2 separate regions of the Mus musculus genome follow, and region 2 is linked to region 1. A link is a loop called in an ENCODE intact Hi-C map of the cell type or tissue named here. Cell type or tissue: heart. All regions are shown on one strand. Links, peaks and the distances in the headings refer to the core of each region. The heading gives the core; the rest is flanking DNA.

What was found. Hi-C counts contacts between places; a loop is a spot of excess contacts. Peaks named below come from ENCODE experiments on the same cell type or tissue, not always from the same donor. Only the 100,000 strongest peaks of a DNase experiment are listed, where the experiment ranks them.
Region 2: it touches region 1 in a loop (5-fold over the local background); 2 of 42 quality-filtered maps call a loop at or near these places.

The regions. Positions count from the first base shown.
Region 1 is chr3:41,223,063-41,231,945 of GRCm38, reverse strand. No RefSeq gene overlaps it. Among named protein-coding and RNA genes, the nearest start is that of Gm40038, 54 kb to the right of the region's middle. In heart, for the core only: a CTCF peak has its summit at 3,295 (motif pointing left); a DNase peak (open chromatin) is centred at 3,225; H3K4me3 peaks cover 346 bases; H3K27ac peaks cover 400 bases.
Region 2 is chr3:41,405,798-41,414,680 of GRCm38, reverse strand. No RefSeq gene overlaps it. Among named protein-coding and RNA genes, the nearest start is that of Gm25487, 31 kb to the left of the region's middle. In heart, for the core only: a CTCF peak has its summit at 5,285; a DNase peak (open chromatin) is centred at 6,040; H3K4me3 peaks cover 1,171 bases; H3K27ac peaks cover 1,723 bases.

The sequences.
Region 1 (8,883 bases), core at 2,258-4,757:
GAGCTGACATGAAATTGAGATTCATTAGGTGAACACTGTTTGCACAGTGATCATCCACTTCTCTGAGAGGGCCATGTTCCAAGATCACCCCTGGATGACTGATGCTTCAGATGATAGCAGAGCCTTCAGACTCCTCTATGGGCACAGTCTGATAGCACAGTGGCTACCCCACAGTGGGGCGAACAGATCACTTGGCCTAAATGACTCGTGTTCCCGACAGGATGCAATGGTGATACGAGATTCCACAAAGCCACCCAGAGTGGCGTATAACTTCAAATATAAATTATTCATCTCTAGAACTTCCCATATCCCTGATCGTGGCTGACTGAGAAGCTACTGGGAGTGAAACAATGAGCAAGTGGAAGACCCTTGAGTTAGACATGCCAGGAAGAGAGAAGAGGCTAGAACACTCTATTTCTTTCTATCATAGAACTCATAATCCACCTATTCCATTCAAACTTTCAACTGGAGACAACAGGTAATAAAAATCTTTAGACAATGATCCGTGTAATACTGCAAAGCAACAGGATGGGTGACCAAATTCACTGTCCACAGAAGGTTCTGCAGGTGTACTTGGCGACTTTTGTCACCTCTGAAGACCTAACCACAATCTGTGCTCATGTCACAGACCATATGTTCCTGTTGGCATCTATGGCTGACACTGGCTCTGAATGAAGGAATAGAGGCGGGGTGTTCAGATTCTCAAGACAAGTAGCTGAGGAGAAGAGAGCACTTCCCAGTCCTGGGGTGCAAGTGGAAAAGACCAAACACTAACACTCTGTCTGTGGGGCCTGCCTTGCTTTGCCAGAGTCCCTCGGCATGACAAGGAGATGCCTGGAGGAAAGCAGAGCAGGGCCATGAGGCCATAGCATCTCTCTGGCCTGTGTCTACCATGAACTGTGTGCCCCTGCTCCAGATGGCTTGGCTCTACCAGCCAGGGCTGTGGCCAACTCACTGGGCAACAACCAATGCACTGATTGCCATATTCACCATGGGCACCGAGCAGTAGTATTCGACCTGTCTCTTAAACAAAGTATTAAGTGTCACTGAGGAAGATTTGCTTATTACACAGAGACTGGTATCTAATCTCTCCCAACCCAAACAAACACATGTTGTGCAAAGTTACATGCCACCACAGTTAAAACAGAGGTTCTGCACTTCAGCTGTCTGGAATCATTGAAGACTAGATGATTGTGGATGACTGAATTTCCACAAACATGGAGAGTTAAGAGTTCAAGCCTCAGGCCAGGCAGTGGTGGCACATGCCTTTAATCCCAGCACTTGGGAGGCAGAGGCAGGAGTATTCCTGAGTTCGAGGCCAGCGTGGTCTACAAAGTGAGTTCCAGGACAGCCAGGGCTACACAGAGAAACCCTGTCTCAAAAAACCAAAAAAGGAAAAAAAAAAAAAAGTTCAACCCTCTGGGCTGTGCAAAGGTGGTTCAGTGACTAAGAATAGTTGCTGCTCTTGCAGAGGACCAACATTTGGGTCCCAGCATCCACGCAGCAGCTTACAAATACCTGTAACTCCAGTTACAGGGTATCCAATACCCTCTTCTAGCCTCCAAGAGCACATTGATACATGTAATGCACATACAAACAAGCAGGCACACACAGATAGATAGATAGATAGATAGATAGATAGATAGATAGATAGATAGATAGATAGATAGATAGAGATGATAGATAGATAGATAGATAGATAGATAGATAGATAGATAGATAGATAGATAGATAGATAGATAGATAGATATAGATGATAGATAGATAGATAGATAGATAGATAGATAGATAGATAGATAGATAGATAGATAGATAGATAGATAGATGGATGGATGGATGGATGGATGGATGGATGGATGGATGGATGGATGGATAGATAGATAGATAGATAGATAGATAGATAGATAGATAGATAGATAGATAGACAGACAGATATTTAAAGAGTTCAACTGTCCTCAAGTCTGAGAAACCCGTCAGAGAATGATAGCAGGGTGCCCACCATTGCTGAGCCTGGGAGAACATTATCACTCTCAGTAATTTGCCAGTGTCTTCAACATTCCTCCTGAGAAGAAGGGCAGCTCTTTCTGAAGGTGATGATGCTTGGGCAGCATTCCTCTGGTGGCCTGGCTCCAAAGCTCTCTACAGACAGATGTGTAGTGTGCCAGTTCATTCTCCTCTTCCTCCTTGCCCTGACCATCAACTGGAAATCTTGAGTGTGTAGTCATTGAGTAACAGCTTCATAGATCAGACACTGAAACGCTGTATACAGGAAACACAAACCATGTGGCCGTGTTCCTGGACTGAGGACAGATTGTTGAGGTCACAAGGCTGAAGAAATGAGCCAATGAGAAGATGCTGGGTCAAAGCCAAGTCAAGTGGGATCCCACAATGATGGACACAGAGTCCTAGCCTCTGTAATGGATAAGGTGGACATAGGAAGTCCCTGAGTTGGCCCTAGGTCCTAGGTGCTGTGGCCTGCCATGGGACACTAGTTATCCATAACAGTCTTGCCCCTGAATCACGTTCAAAACCCTGTCAGCAGGCCACCTCAGTGTGTCCCAGCAATTGCTCTCCAAATATTCAGGCAGGATACATGAAGAAGGGTGGGTCCCAGAGACCTAGACGCTGACCTGTCTACCCAGCCTTGACGCTCCCTCGTGTATGTCAGCAAATGCTTTTCGTGTCAGGCATCTGATACTTAGCATGGCAGGTTATACTGTCACTCATTCCTGCAGGGTTTGACGCTGTCTCAACATCTATTTGCTCTGCAGAATATTTTTAGCAGGAGATTGGGAGAAGGGTTGCTGAGAGAGTCGGTGGGGAAGAAAAAAAGCTGTCCTGATGTAGGCTGTGTCACATTCTCAATGCTGAGCTAAGTGCCTTGAACACATACATGTTCAAAGCGCAATTGCTAATAATGCAATTCCCACCTCCCCATGTTTATAAAAAGGAAGGACAGGAATTGAAAATAAGGCTCAGGGGATCCCTGGCAACTGCAGATCTTCCTTCCTCCCTCCAGGAGAAAGCCAGGGAACACCTAAGTGGTCTTAGAAAGATATGGCACAGAACAGGGGATTTCAAGGGGAAAAAAAAAGAAACCCTTTTCAAATACGTTTCAAACAGTCAACGCGCCTGTTTCCGGAACTCTCCAGAAGAACTGAGAGCTGAGAATGCTATGCCTCCCCCACCTCCACCCTCTAAACTGGCTTTCAGGTGACGCAATGACAAGACCTCTGCGGTGAGCTGTCTGGAGGGACACAGCCAGTCATCAGAGCAGGGGTGCTGCCATCTCTTGGATGTTCATGGCCAGAGCAAGACTCTGTCCCAGAAAGGATGGATTTCAGTGATAATATGAAATGTTACCGGGCAATCTGTTCTGAAATAATTGCTCTGCATGTTGGCCTTCTTTTCCTTTTTAGAATTTCAAAGGCATGGCAGGCGGAAAGCAGAGGCAGCCTGAGGGGCACCTAAATGACTAAATCCAGCCCACCACAAACCTAACTGCACAAAAGCTCTTCTCAATTAGTGGAATGCAATTAATGGTATTGTCGAAACACTCCTGTCACTTCAATCCAGTGCTATTTAGAGCTTCAATTTAGAACTGTGTGCAGATTTTAGGATGTGCAGTTTCTTAGCCACTGTGAGCAGTAACACCTAATCCCCGAGATTCACCTAAGTTTCAACATAGAGAGTAATGGCAGCCTTCTTTCCCATCCTTACACACACAGACACACATCCACTCACACACATGCACTCAGACATACACATACACACACAATCTTATATACACATTTTGGGGTACATACACATAGGCTCAATTTTACTCTCATACAGATACATACAGGCACATATACACAGAGGCTCATACACACAAAGATATATATTTTCTTTCTCTCTCTCTCTCTCTCTCTCATATATATATATACATACACACATATACATATATACATATATATGCAGAAGCACACACAGATGTTCACACATATATACATACACATATACCCAAGCATACATGCACACAGGGCTCATGTATTCATTCAAATATATAAATATATATATATATATATATATATATATATATACACACACACACACATATCCTCTCTTTCTTTAATACACACACACACAGAGGCTCATATACACACTAACATGCATGTATACACCCACACAGGCACACATAAATACAGTCTCCTGTACTCATTCACTGGAGAGCATCCCAGCTCAGCCATCACAACATCCCCCTCCCCAGTGGAAAACTGGATGTGTCCACATTGGAAATATCTAGGGTGTTCTGAAGTAGGATACAAATTCCAAGGCTTTCATTGCATGATGGTCCTTTTGAAATATTTATATTGATTGGCCCAGTTCCTGAGAGGAAATAGGTGTTTCTCTGATTCTCCCAAGTATAGGTCATTTTAGCTGTTGGCTTGTCATATATTTTTTTTAATCTCCACATTTCCCTGCAGATGTGAAAGGAAGATTTAAACAGCAATGTTAGCTGCTTTGGGCTAGATTTTCAAAGCTACGCCAGGGGAGGTGAAAGCACAAATCCTGTTATTGTTACAGGATTAATGCACAGAAGTCCCAGAATACCACTTTGGAAATGTAGCCTAGGAATATTATTTTAATATACTGTGTGTTATTTTTAGACCCAGCTATAGTCCAATTATCAGCTGGTGTATCAAAATGGAGACAAGACAGAGCTGTCGTTAATCCAGAATTCTAGTGAGATTTTTGGTATTTGTGTTTTCTTATCTCTTAGATATCTGGATTATTTGGAAGGAAAATTGGACAGAAACCACTGCAGCTGTTCCCTACCTGTTCTGTTGCTATAGAGGCTGCTGCTTAGAGTGCTGGTTCTATAGAATGTTTTGGCCCAGTTCCCTCGTCCCCAGGGGAGAGAGATTGTGCGAAGAGAGGCATTAAATCCTGAGATCTTTTGACCGTGTCACAAAAAAGCTGAAATCAACCATAGGACACACATGACTTCAAGGCAGCAAGCCATGGTTTCTGCCTCCAGTTATTTCTGTTTCTGCTTTGACACATCTTAGATTGTTATCCAAAAATAACTACCTGCAGAAGGTCTTCCATGGAGTGGCTTGGCTCCAAGTTGCCCCTATGGGCATCAGTGGGCACTCGCTGATTCTTCAGACCCCTGCTGTGGCTTTATTAAGCCATGCTTGTCTTTCTTTTCGGCTTCAGGAAATGTATAGAAAAGAGATGGCTACAGCTCTGGGACCGAGATGCATCCAACCCAGGAGATAAGTGGAAGCCTTTCAGTTGGAGAAGAAACACTGGCTTTGGGGACTGAGAAGGTGACTCGGTGGACAAACTGCCCCTGTGCGTTTGTGAGGGCCGGAGTTTGGATCCACAGAACCCACATTAAAGCCAGACGGGTAAAATAGTCACCTAGTCACCTTTAATCCTGGCACTTGGGAGACAGAGACAGGGTCTCCAGAACACTGAAGGGAGCTATGATAGGCAATATTGATGAGCTCTGGACCCATCAAGGACCTGCTTCAGGGAACACGGAGGAAACAGTCAGGAAGACACCTGGTATCAACTTTTGAACCTTACATGCACATGGATGTGAACATTCAAAAAAAAAGCATTCATACAACACACATACACATGCAAAAAAAATAATAAAGAGGCATTTACACAAGAGTTTTCTGAGTTTCAAATCTCAGGAGTGTCTCCTGTTATCTCAGAGTGGGGTCGGGGCGTTGCTCTGCGGTGCAGCCCATAAGCAAAGACCTGTGCTTGATCTCCAACACACACACGTACACACACACACACACACACACACACACACACACACACATCTCTCAGCATCCCTGGAGGATAGGTTCCAGCACCCCAGCACATACTAAAACCCATCAAAGCTCAAATCCATATATGAAATGGAATATTTGTGTATAAGGGACACACAATTTTCCACATCCTTTCTCTTGGTTCCTTATAACACAGTGTAAATGCTGTGCAAATCACTAGGGGGTACTATACATGCCAAGCATCTGCTCTCCTTTTTCCATCTCTTCCTCCTCCTCCTTTTCGTCCTCCTCTTCCTTCTCCTCCTCCACCACCTCCTCCTCCTCTTCTTCATCCTTCTCCTCCTCCATCGCCTCCTCCTCCTCTTCCTCCTCCTCCACCTAGTTGATCCCTCAGATAGAGAAGTTGTGGATAAGGAGGACTGACTATTAAGAACAAGCCTGTTTATTTAGTTCCAAGTGAGAAGCGGTGGATAAGGCACATCCCATTCAGCAAACGTGGGCATTTTTGTAAATTTTGTCCGTGCTCTCTAGAGCAGTGGGCTGACAAGCCTTGCTAACACCCATGTCAGGGACCTGATGTGTGTCTCATGTGGCTCTAACTCAAATTACAAGTCAACTTTCCTGTATAATCGGCACACAAAGATTAAGCTGTAAGTTGGACTGAAGGAAACTGTCGGGTTTGGTTCTCAGAGTGAACCATTCTTAACCAGTGATCTTCATCTCTGAGGCAGATATGATTGGGTCCTAGACTCTTAAAACCCAGAAATGTATGGACAGCACACACTGGAGTCAATGGCCTATTGAATCTTTTAAAAAGGACACAAAGCTGGGAGGTATGGAGGCAGAGGTGGACCTGGGAGGTCAAAACATAGGACACAAAATGTTCAAAGAATTCATCAAACATTGATCTATCATGACTGCCCTCTGAAAGGCCCAGCAAGCAGCTGAAAGTCAGATGCAGATACTTGCGCCCAACCAATGGACAGAAGTTGCTGGCCACTTGTGGCTAAATTAGGGAAAAGCTGGAAGCTGAGGAGGGAAACCCTGTAGGAAAACCAGTGGTCTTAATTAACCTGGCTCCCAGGATCTTTCAGACAGTGAGCCACTAACCAGGCAGCATACACCAGTTGATACGAGGTCCCTGACACCTATACAGCAGAGGACTTGCAGGGTCTGGGCTCAGTCAGAGAAGATGTACCTAATCCTTGAGAGACTTGAGGCCCCGGGGAGTGGGGAGGTCACGTGGGGTGGGGTAGACCAGGTGAGGGGGAGGAGGAGGAGGTGTGAAATGCAGAACACTGGGAGGATGAACAGGAAGTGGATAAAGTCTGGACTGTGAAAAAAGATTAAAGAATATTTTTTTTAAAAACTGCAAAAAAAAAATAAATTAAATTTAAAAAGTCCCAGAAGTGTCTTCAGGTATAGCATTGGAAGTAAAAATAGGTCAATTAATTTTTCTTATGAGAATTCTTACATGCATACAATATATAAAAGACTTATGCCCTAGTTAGGATTATTGTAACTGTGATAAATACTGTGACCAAAAATAACTTCAGGAGGAAAGAGTTTATTTGGCTTAAGCTTCTACATAATTGTTGATTATTGAAAGAAATCAGGACAGGAATTCAAACAAGGCAGGAACCTAGAGGCAGGAACTGATGCAGAGGCCAATAAAGGAGTGCTACTTACTAGCTTGCTTCCTCTGGCCTGCTCAGCCTGCTTTCTTAGAGAACCCAGGACAACCAGCCCAGGGATGGCACCACCAAAAATAGGCTGGGCCTCCCACATCAATCACTAAGAAAATACCCTATAGGCTTGCCTACAGTCCAATCATCTGGACACAATTGATGTTCCCTCCTCTCAAATATCTTGTGTCAAGTTGACATAAAGCTAGCCAACACAAAGCCGCACACCTTTATTCCCAGCACTCAGCAGGCACAGGCAGGCAGATCTCTAAGTTGAAGTCCAGCCTGGTCTAATGAGTGAGTTCCAGAACAGCCAAGACTACACAGAGAAACCATGGGTGGGGGTGGGGCAGCCAGCACAATATCTTAGGAATATATACTATTAGAATGTCAAACATTATAATAGTCTACGAATATCCCTTTTTCTAAAACATAAAATGGAAACCTCTGGTTTCTTTGGAAAGTTATGTCAAATGGTGTTTTGCTGGGGCACACAGGTGAAAGGATGTTTTACTAAAGCAGACACAGGTGAAGGGATGCTTTGCTTTAGCAGACACGTGATGAAGGAATGTAAGTATGACCCCACAGACAATGGGAGTTCGAGCCTTGGCTTGCTTTGCTCTGCCTCATTATTCTTTGCTAATGACACACACATATTGGTCACCTTACATTGAGTTGCTGAGCTCTGCTTGTGGTGATGTCAGTGAGAAATTTACCGAAGAGCTTCTTGTGAATTTTGGCTAATGTCATCCCAGTTGGGTCCTGGGAACCTCTCAATTCCCTGGTATCTGGAACTTTCTAGTTCCCCACCCGCTATTGCTACTTATTCCTATTCATTTTCCTGACCCTCTGGACTTCTCTCCTGTCTCTTCCCATACCTGATTCTGCCCCACCTTTTCCCCTCCCCCTCCTCCCTCCCACTACCTCTTATGATTATTTTGTTCCCCCTTCTAAGTGGGACTGAAGCATGCACACTCTGGTGTTCCTTCTTGTTGAGCTTCAGATGGTCTGTGAGTTGTGTCAGGGGTATTGTGAGCTTTGGGGCTAATATCCACTTATCAGTGAGTAAATACCATGTGTGTTAGCCAAAATATCCAACAAAGGGGAGAAAGAACCCGCAAAGGCCACTTCCAGTAGAGAGGCATGGCACCCAGTGGAGGAATGGGGGCACCCAGTGGAGGGATAGGGCCACCCACCCATCTAAACATTTTTAACCCAGGGTTGTTCCTGTCTAAAGGAAATGCAGGGACAAAAATGGAGCAGAGACTGAAGAAAAGGTCATCCAGAGACCACCCCACCTTGGGATCTATCCCATCTGCAGACACCAAACCCAAACACTATTGCTGATGCCAAGAAGTGCTCCCAGACAGGAGCCTGGTATGGCTGTTCCCTGAGAAGTTCTGCCAGCACCTGACCAATACAGA
Region 2 (8,883 bases), core at 3,874-6,373, 180 kb before region 1:
TCTTAATGTTTTTCCTCAGTTTTCAATGGCTCCCTGCTCTTGTGGTGGCTGCTTCCCCACTCCCTGATGCTTCTTCGGCTTCTTCCATGTGTTTGTAAAACGCTAGGACAGTATCAACCTCTGCTTCTTCCTCTCCCTTCCTGAATTCCTTTGTCCTTTCCCTTCCTTCCACCACTTCTCAGTTCTTTACACCTCACCTCACGACCAACGACAGAAAAAAGAAAAACAGCATGCAAGCAAAGGAACGTGTTTCCTGACAGGAGGGAGAAGTACAGCACACGCTTACTCGCTTTACCTATCAGAAACCCTACATCTTGGTCAAGGTCACCATGTTAATCTGCAAGGGCTGCCACAGCCAAGCGCTGCTGTGTGACTTTAACAACAGATTGTCTTAGGATTCTGGAGGCTAGAAGGCTAAGATTAAAGATGTAAAGAAAGCCCAGAGTCTGAAGAGATAACTCATTGGTAAAGTGTCTGTCAGCTAACTGTGAGGACCTGGCTTCAGAGCCCCAGAACCCACATTAAAAATCCAGGTGTGGTTGTGCATGTCTGTAGTGATGATGTAACCAAGGGAGACAGAGACAGATGGATCCTGGAGCTCTCTGGACAGATGGTCTAGCTAACAAGTGAGCTCCGGGTTCAACATTTCAGCCCTAGATGAAGAGCTACATGTGGCCAGTGGCTTCTAAGAGAAGAACAATCACCTGTCTCCCTCCTTTTCAATAGGTGGTCCAACCCAGTAGTCAGCCATGGACACAAGTACATGTGGGCAAAGGTAAACAGACTCAATAGATTGTAGAGTAGGTTGAACACACACATGTATTCACACATGCACATATGCACACACACACACACACACACACACACACACACACACACACACACACACATAACCATTAAAGAAGACATCATGAATGAAGTGAGTTCAGGAGAGAGGGCACGAAGGAGGAGTTGGAAGATAGACAGAGGAGCTAGCATGTAGATCCAGTGTTGTTCACCTATGAAGCTCTCAAAAACTAAGGAGAAAAGTTGAGGAAGACACATGACATCTACATCTAGCCTCCACATGTCTGTGCATGCCCCACACATGAACACATATACAACATAGTCACATGCACACACAGAGAGTCAAACATTAAAAAAAAAAGTCAATAAGGTTAGTGTCTGAGGCGGCTGCTCTTGTAAGGGTCCATGATTTGAGGAAGAATAACACCCTGGACTCAGGATATAAACTCAAAGAGTGTTTTATTCTGCAGAAGTCCAGCATGCTGGCATCTCCCCATTACCAAGACAGACCCCCCAAGTGAGCTTTAGGCCTAATTTAAAGCACATTAGGGAACTCTGGGATGGGTGACCTCTATGTTAATCTGTTGGGTCCATCTCAAAGGACATTTCATTACCTGGGTGTGGGGGCTGGAACCTTGCTGGGGAGGTCTGGGAACTACTACTGAGGAAGTAGCTGAGGAAAATCTGGAAACTGCTGCTGACCCATTGCCCCTGCCTCAGGCCAGGTGTCTGGGACATTACATTACCTGGGGCTGAAGGCTGGAGCCTAGGGTTTTTCTATTCACCTAGGCTTGCCTGGACTTGCTCAGGTTTAGGCCCTGTCTCCTTAACTGCCAGTTTGAAGTCTGTCATGGAGTCAGCCTAGCCTTCTCCCTCTCTTTAGTGTTGGGCTGGTTATCTGCCTTCCCTGTCCCCATAATCTTCCATTTGTGTGCAAAGGGGTTCTGTGCCTCACTCTGAGTGACCACAGCTTGGCCTCACGCTTCTCCTCAGTTGCCTTCTCAAATGGCTTCGCTGAAAGGCAGAACACAACTTTTGAGAAGAGGAAGCAACCCTGAGCACATCCTCATATTTTCAGAAGTGCTGACCCTGAGGGAATTTGAATTCCTGCCATGTGGCTTCTTTACAGTTTTTTGTTTTTTTTGTTTTTAATATGTGGTTTTGTCCTATTTAACCCTTTGATGGAAATGGTGGTGCATTTTGTTTACATTTTCCATATGAGGAAAAAGCAAACAATTATTATCTGGTCAGCAAAAATGAAATGAAGGCAATTTTCAAAATTCACTGCCTTTTCACTATGAATTTTTTTATTTTTATTTTTTAGAGACAGGGATTCTTTGTATAGTCCTGGCTGTCCTAGAACTTGCTTTGTAGACTAAGCTAGCCTCAAACCCAGATATCTGTGCCTCTGTCTCTGCCTGTCTCTGCCCCTCTGCCCCTCTGCCTCTGCCTCCCAATTGCTGAGATTTAAGGCATACACCACCATGTCCTGACTCAATACGATTTTTATAGTGAATTGATGTGAAAGATCCATAAATAGTTCCAAACTACTTATACATTTGTCAGAGACGTATATGGGGACCATATAGGGACCTTAGTATCACCTTGACTGAATTTTAGTCATCTACAGACAGACCTCTAGTGGCTGTGAAGGTGGTTTTGGAGAGGGTTAGCAGAGAAGTCAAGACCTACCCAGCACTTCCCACAGTCTGGGGTTCCATACTGAATAAAAGGGAAAGAAAGAAGGCAAGATGAGCACCAACGTTCATCTTTCAAATTGTATTTGTGGTGTGTGTGTGTGTGTGTGTGTGTGTGTGTGTGTGTGTGTGCACATGTGCATATCTGTGTCCATTCGTGGAAGTTAGAAGACATCTTGCAGGCGTCAGTTGTCTCCTATGATGTGGACCCTGGGACTTGAACTCAGGTTGTTAGGATTGGCATCAAGCCACTTACCTCTCAAGGTCATCTCCAGCTCACCATTCATGCCCTGTATTAAGCTGCTTTGTCCTCCGACCCACTTTGTGCTCTGACCTCGGTGCATTCTCTGCCATGACAAGCTGTGTATCCTTTAACTGCTAGCCCAAACAAACCCTTGGTTTTTTTGTTTGTTTGTTTGTTTTTGTTTTTGTTTTTGTTTTTTTTTTTTTTTTTTTTTTCGAGACAGAGTTTCTCTTTATAGCTCTGGCTGTCCTGGAGCTCACTTTGTAGACCAGGCTGGCCTCGAACTCAGAAATCCTCCTGCCTCTGCCTCCCGAGTGCTGGGATTAAAGGCGTGTGTCACCACGCCCGGCTTTTTTTTTTTCCTTGTTTTCTTAAGGTGCTTTTTCTCAAGTGTTTGGCTAGAGCAATGGTCTAATGTGGGGATTTGGTTAACTCCCAGGTGAAAATCAGTAAAAAATAAGGCTTTGTAACAGCAATTCTTTGCAGAGTGGGTTTAGAAGCCAGTGCTGGAAGCCAATCTTGGAAGGTGTCACCCTCCATTTTGCCGAGTGTCTCTGATTTTTCTCTTGCAGAACTATTCCATGCACCTCCCTAACTTCATAAACACTGGTACATCTTGTGCTGTGCCCATCACTTTAGGAAGCCATTTGGCCGTTCCGACGGCGGAACTGTGCAAGGTGCCTCCCGAGCTCACGCTCTTCACACTTGGTTTGGTTTTGTTCCCTTGTTGGTTTGAATGTTCCGTCTCAGACAAGAGATGAAATTTCCATTGTTCTCCTGGCTCTTTCGGGAAGTAAACCCAAATCTGTCTTATTGAAGAAAAATCATAATTCCTTTTGCATGAAAAATAAAATCCAGTCTGAGGAAATGCCATAATGACCAAGATAATGGTTTATGTTATCTTTCAAATCAGTTCCAAGGAGAAATTAACCCTCATTATGGTCGAGCTGGTGATAAAGGGCTGACTGATTTCTTGCGTTCTGATGAGTGACTCATTCTTCAATGGTCAGGATAACAATAGTGATGACGGTGGTGGTGTGTCAAAGGGCTGGAGAGAGAGCTCGGTAGGTAAAATACTTCTACGCAAGCCTATTGACTTGAATTCAATGCCCAGAATCCACGGTGGGACGAGGTAACCGACTCCTGAAAGCCATCCTCTGACCTCCACCCATGCAGCACGGCACAAGACTCCTGTACTTGCATTTAAATACAATTATTATAAATGAAATATTTAGGATTCAGTGTATGAGATGACGCCTGCATTAGCTACTCTTTTGTGGCTATAACAAAATACCTGGCAAGAAGCAACTTAAAGAAAGAAGGGTTTTATTCTGGCTCACAGTTGAACAGGTTATCCTTCATCTTGGCTGGAGAGGAGGCTGGCAAGTCGAGTCACACTGCTTCAACCCTCAGGAAGCAGAGAGAGGTGACTGGTAGAATGAAGCTTCTCCTTACTCTTCCACCTATAAAATTCATTACCTTCACCTTTAAAATGGTTCGACCCTCCCGTGGTTAAGGAGGGTCTCCCACCTTAGTTAACTTAATCCTAGATAATCCCTCACAGGTGTGAGGAGAGGCTTGACTCCCCTGTCCTCTCCAGATGACACTCAGTGTCAACAATCAAGACCCCTATTTTGAGAGAGATCAACAAGTAAGGCTGCGGGGACCAATGGTGATTACAGTGACTCTATTACCAAGTACCAAATGCTTTGCTTCGGCTCTTCTCCCGGTTCCATAGATAAGGATTGTATGCAGGGTTGGGGTGGGGAAGCAGTAACTTCACATGACTCTTCCAAAGTCACCCCACAGAAGCAAGGGAGAGAGGGGAATCAATATGGACTGCCGCTAGACTGTCAGACCCAATTCACCCAACGTGTATCAATTTAAAGCCATAAAATCTGGGTAGGAGAAGAGTTTGCCAAAATGACAGGCTGGGTTTTTTAAATCTTCTATATCGTATTTCCTGGCCCAGCTCCTCCAAGAACTGTCCCTGTTCTGAGTTTCCGTATCCTAGAAGGAAGTCCACCTGCCAGAAAGACCGAGCCTTCACCGAGGGTGACTCTCCAAGTGCGTTAAAGGTTATTTATGTAAAAGATCATTGCATTGTGTTTTGGCATGCAAAAATTCCTCTCTCCCCAAGATACAGGAACACCCTCCAGTTATAGATCAAAACAGAAGAAGGTGTCGTTTGGGCTCTCAAACACCCGTTCCCAGCGTCTTTGGTTCAGAAAATAATTTTCTGGTTTTATGTTCCTGTGAGTGCCTCCCTCTGTTGGCTTCTCTGAATCTCAGTGATTCTTGCTTCCACACTCACCAAGGACAACCACCTCAGCATGGGGGTGGGGCAAGCCCACCCAGTCTAAGGAGTGAGGGAGGGGAAGAGCAAGCCACCTGTCACAGGGTGAGAAACTCTCCATCATGCAGAACTTTCCCACACGAGGATCACAGAGGCTCCATCTAGATCCAGGGGACCCACTGGTTGTCAGAGCCTCTATTTGACTCCCACACCCTGCAAAAATCCTCTAGGGCAGCAAGCACAGCAGGACCTGCCTTTAACAACCACCGGGTGTCAGTCAGTGGCTCTCAGGAGTGTGGGCCACACTGCTTAACTCCACCACTGACCTCATTGGGGACAGCTTTGTTTGATTTTCACAGAGCAGAACATGTAGATCTCTCCATCATAAACACACACACACACTCTCCAGAGCACAAATAAACAACCATGTACACTGGTAAATGTGTTTGCATTATTTAACCCAACCAGACGAAAACGAAGCGTGTGAACAGCCCTGCATATAAAGTACCGGGGAGTAACTTGCCTGTAATCTGTCTTGTACAACACAGCCTTTGCCACTCAAGCTACGCACGCGATCCAGACCCTGGAAATGTTCTATTTTTAGATGGGCTTTGTACACTATACTATTGACAAAGAGCGCTGTTAAATCCTCTGAATAGCAGCCAAAAAGTTGGGTGAGAACCCAGAAACCTGCCTCCTAGATCAGCATGCTAATCAAGCCAGAGCGATCTCTAAAGATCCTGTCCTTTTGTCTCAGCAGAAGTGGTCAGCAGAAGCGCAAAGGACACGGGGGCAGGGGTGGGGATGGGGGCGAAGGAGGTGATTATCCGCAGTTGTTTTACTCCTAGATAACAGGTCATTCGCCCACAATTCGGCGGATTTAAGCTGCTCTTTGTCAAAGTCACTTTCAGAAAAGATTTGACTATTTATTTACAAGGGAGGGGGTGTGACGGCAGCAGGTGCGTCATGGAAATCTCAGACGTGGTAGATTCAAAGCTGCTGGGGCCAGGTCACATGACTGCCTGCCTGCATCCTGGCACGCATATACTCCACCCCGACAAGCTTATGTCAGCCTAGCCACGTGGCCACACAGGGAGAACGGGAAGAAAATCTTAGGCAAACTGCCCATAAGAGGTGCGTGGGGAATGAGGCAATAGAGAGAAAAGGTTTGCAATACAGGAGGCGAGGGGAAGCGTTCGACACTGACATTTCTGCAACCACTGAGAAATCTGCCCTTTCCTGAGCTCGCAAGGGGCTAGGGGTAACAGACACCACTAGGCTAATTCTGGATAAAGTGGGCAAAATTATTTTTTATTGGTTAAGCACATTTTTCGCCTATTATTTTTGCTTCCACGCAAATTGCTCACTTTAAAAACTTTACTTTTTAAAAAAATAAATTTTATTTATTAGTGTACATGAAAGCGTGAGTGACTGTGTGTGCATGCGTGCATGTGTGCACAGGCACGAGTGGGCTCACATGTGTGAGCATGGCATCTGTGTGGAGATCAGAGGGCAACTTGTAGGGGGTCATTTCTCCTTTCCACGGGAGAGTTCCAGATGCTGACCTCAGATCATCCAACTTTCACCTACTAGCCACATTGCAGGCCTCAAAACGTCTTGCACTCACTTGTCCATGCGTTGTGACTGGTGTAGTGGGCCGGATGGTCTGAGACCTCCCTGGTGGCATCATACAGTTCCCTGCTTCTGCCAGTTCCTTGTAGGCCTTTTATTACTTTCTTTAAAAAAAAAAAAAAAGCAACAAGTTCTCATTTAGATCAGGCTGACCTCAAATTTACCATCTAGCTAAAGATGACATTGAACTTCTAATCTTCCTGCCTCCACCTGTCAAGGCTGGGATTACAGCCCTGAGCCACTAAAAGGGGGCATATATAGTGCTGATAGTAGGGCCCAGGACTAAATGAGTACTAGGCAAACTCTCTATATCTAATACCACAGCTGTTCCTTCAGTATTTATCGTGTTAAAGGGTCCTTGTACCTGTCACTGTCATGAGAGTCTTGTGCTCAGGTGATAAGTAACATGGAGGCTTACCATTAAGTCCCTGTGTATCAGGCTCTGTTTTAGGCTGGTTCTTCTAAAGCTGCATCCTTACCAATGGCCCACTCAGTCAGGTATCTTTCTTGCCTTCTGGGAAAGTACTGAAGCACACAGAAGGGTACTCAACCAAAGACAGTAAGCAATCAGTGATAAACTGCAAACTCACATCTGGGTTTGCTAAGCTTTCTCTATTATACCAGGCAATGTCATCTGCAAATGTGAACCTAGGCTGTATATCGCAGGACAACTGGGTTTGCTTTGATGAAACTGAATTGCATGTTGCTGACAGTTATTTTAACACCCTCAATATGTTTATTTATTAAAAAAAATAGTATTTGACAATGTTTGAAATTTCACTAGCAATACAAAGCTTGCCAGTTGCAACTTTTGTCTAACGTTTTTTGATTCATATTACACACTCTAATCCCACTCCTTTCCCCTCCGTTTGTATCTGCCCTCAGTCCTTGCAACCTCCTCAGAAAAGAAAACAAAAAAATAAAAATAAATTAAAAGAAAGGAAAGAAGAAACAAACAAACTCATTTCACTAATGAAGCTGCAGTGTGTCATGGTATCATACAGTATACAGTTTTGTCCAAATGTCTTTACTTGCAAATGTTCATTGCAATGAGTCTGGTATGATTTGAAGCCTCTGGCTTCTGCTAAACTGTCAATACTGGATCCTCACCGGGGCTCCTCTTGGATATCCTGTTGTTGCCCTCCATATCCATGGAGACCCTGCAGCTTTATCTCTGCAGGACTGGTCCCTTCATGTGCTCCAGTAGCTCATAGATGTGGTAGATGTTCGGGTGGGCCAATTCAAAGCCCTGAATGTGGGCCTGGGTGGTAGCTGAATTGGTCAGTCTGCCAGCTCTCCTGCACCCACACCCAGGGCAAGATCTCCAGCTTTGCCCCGTGCTAGCTCACCCATGTGTTGGGCTGGCTCAACCACTCTAAAGCCCTTGGAGGCAGCTCACTCACCTGCCACAGGCAGTGAGAGGCTGAAGGGAAAGCATTTATCCCCGGCCCATGCCACCACTCACGAGGGGCAGGGCTAGCTCTCCTGAACTCCCGCCCTCAGGGAATGGCTTGCTTGCTACAACTTTTAATTCTTCAATATTTTCTAACTATTCCATTTGTCCTGATCTTCCCTATGGATTCTTATGCTAACTTGGGTCGATAGGAAAAAGCACAGTGGGTGAATCCAGCTTGCTTTAGAGGTGTAGAAAGAGATGAGATAAGAATGGCATTCCTATCCTCCGCTGCTGGTGGGATTGCAAGCTTGTACAGCCACTCTGGAAATCAGTTTGGTGGTTCCTCAGAAAATTAGACATAATACTACCTGAGGAGCCAGCAATGTCACTCCTGGGCATATACCCAGAAGATGCTCCATCATGTAATAAGAACACATGCTCCACTATGTTCATAGCAACCATATTTATAATAGCCAGAAGCTGGAAAGAACCCAGATGTCCCTCAACAGAAGAATGGGATACAGAAAATGTGGTACATTTACACAATGGAGTACTACTCAGATATTAAAAACAATGATTTATGCAATTTGTAGGCAAATGGATGAATCTGAAGTATATCATCCTGAGTGAGGTAACCCAATCACAAAAGAACATACATGATATGCACTCACTGATAAGTGTATATTAGCCCAGAAGCTCAGAATACCCAAGACACAATTCACAAACCACATGAAACTCAAGAAGAAGGAAGACCATAGTGTGGATACTTCTATCCATCTTAGAAGAGGGAAACAAAACACCCATGGAAGGAGTTACAGAGACAAAGTGTGGA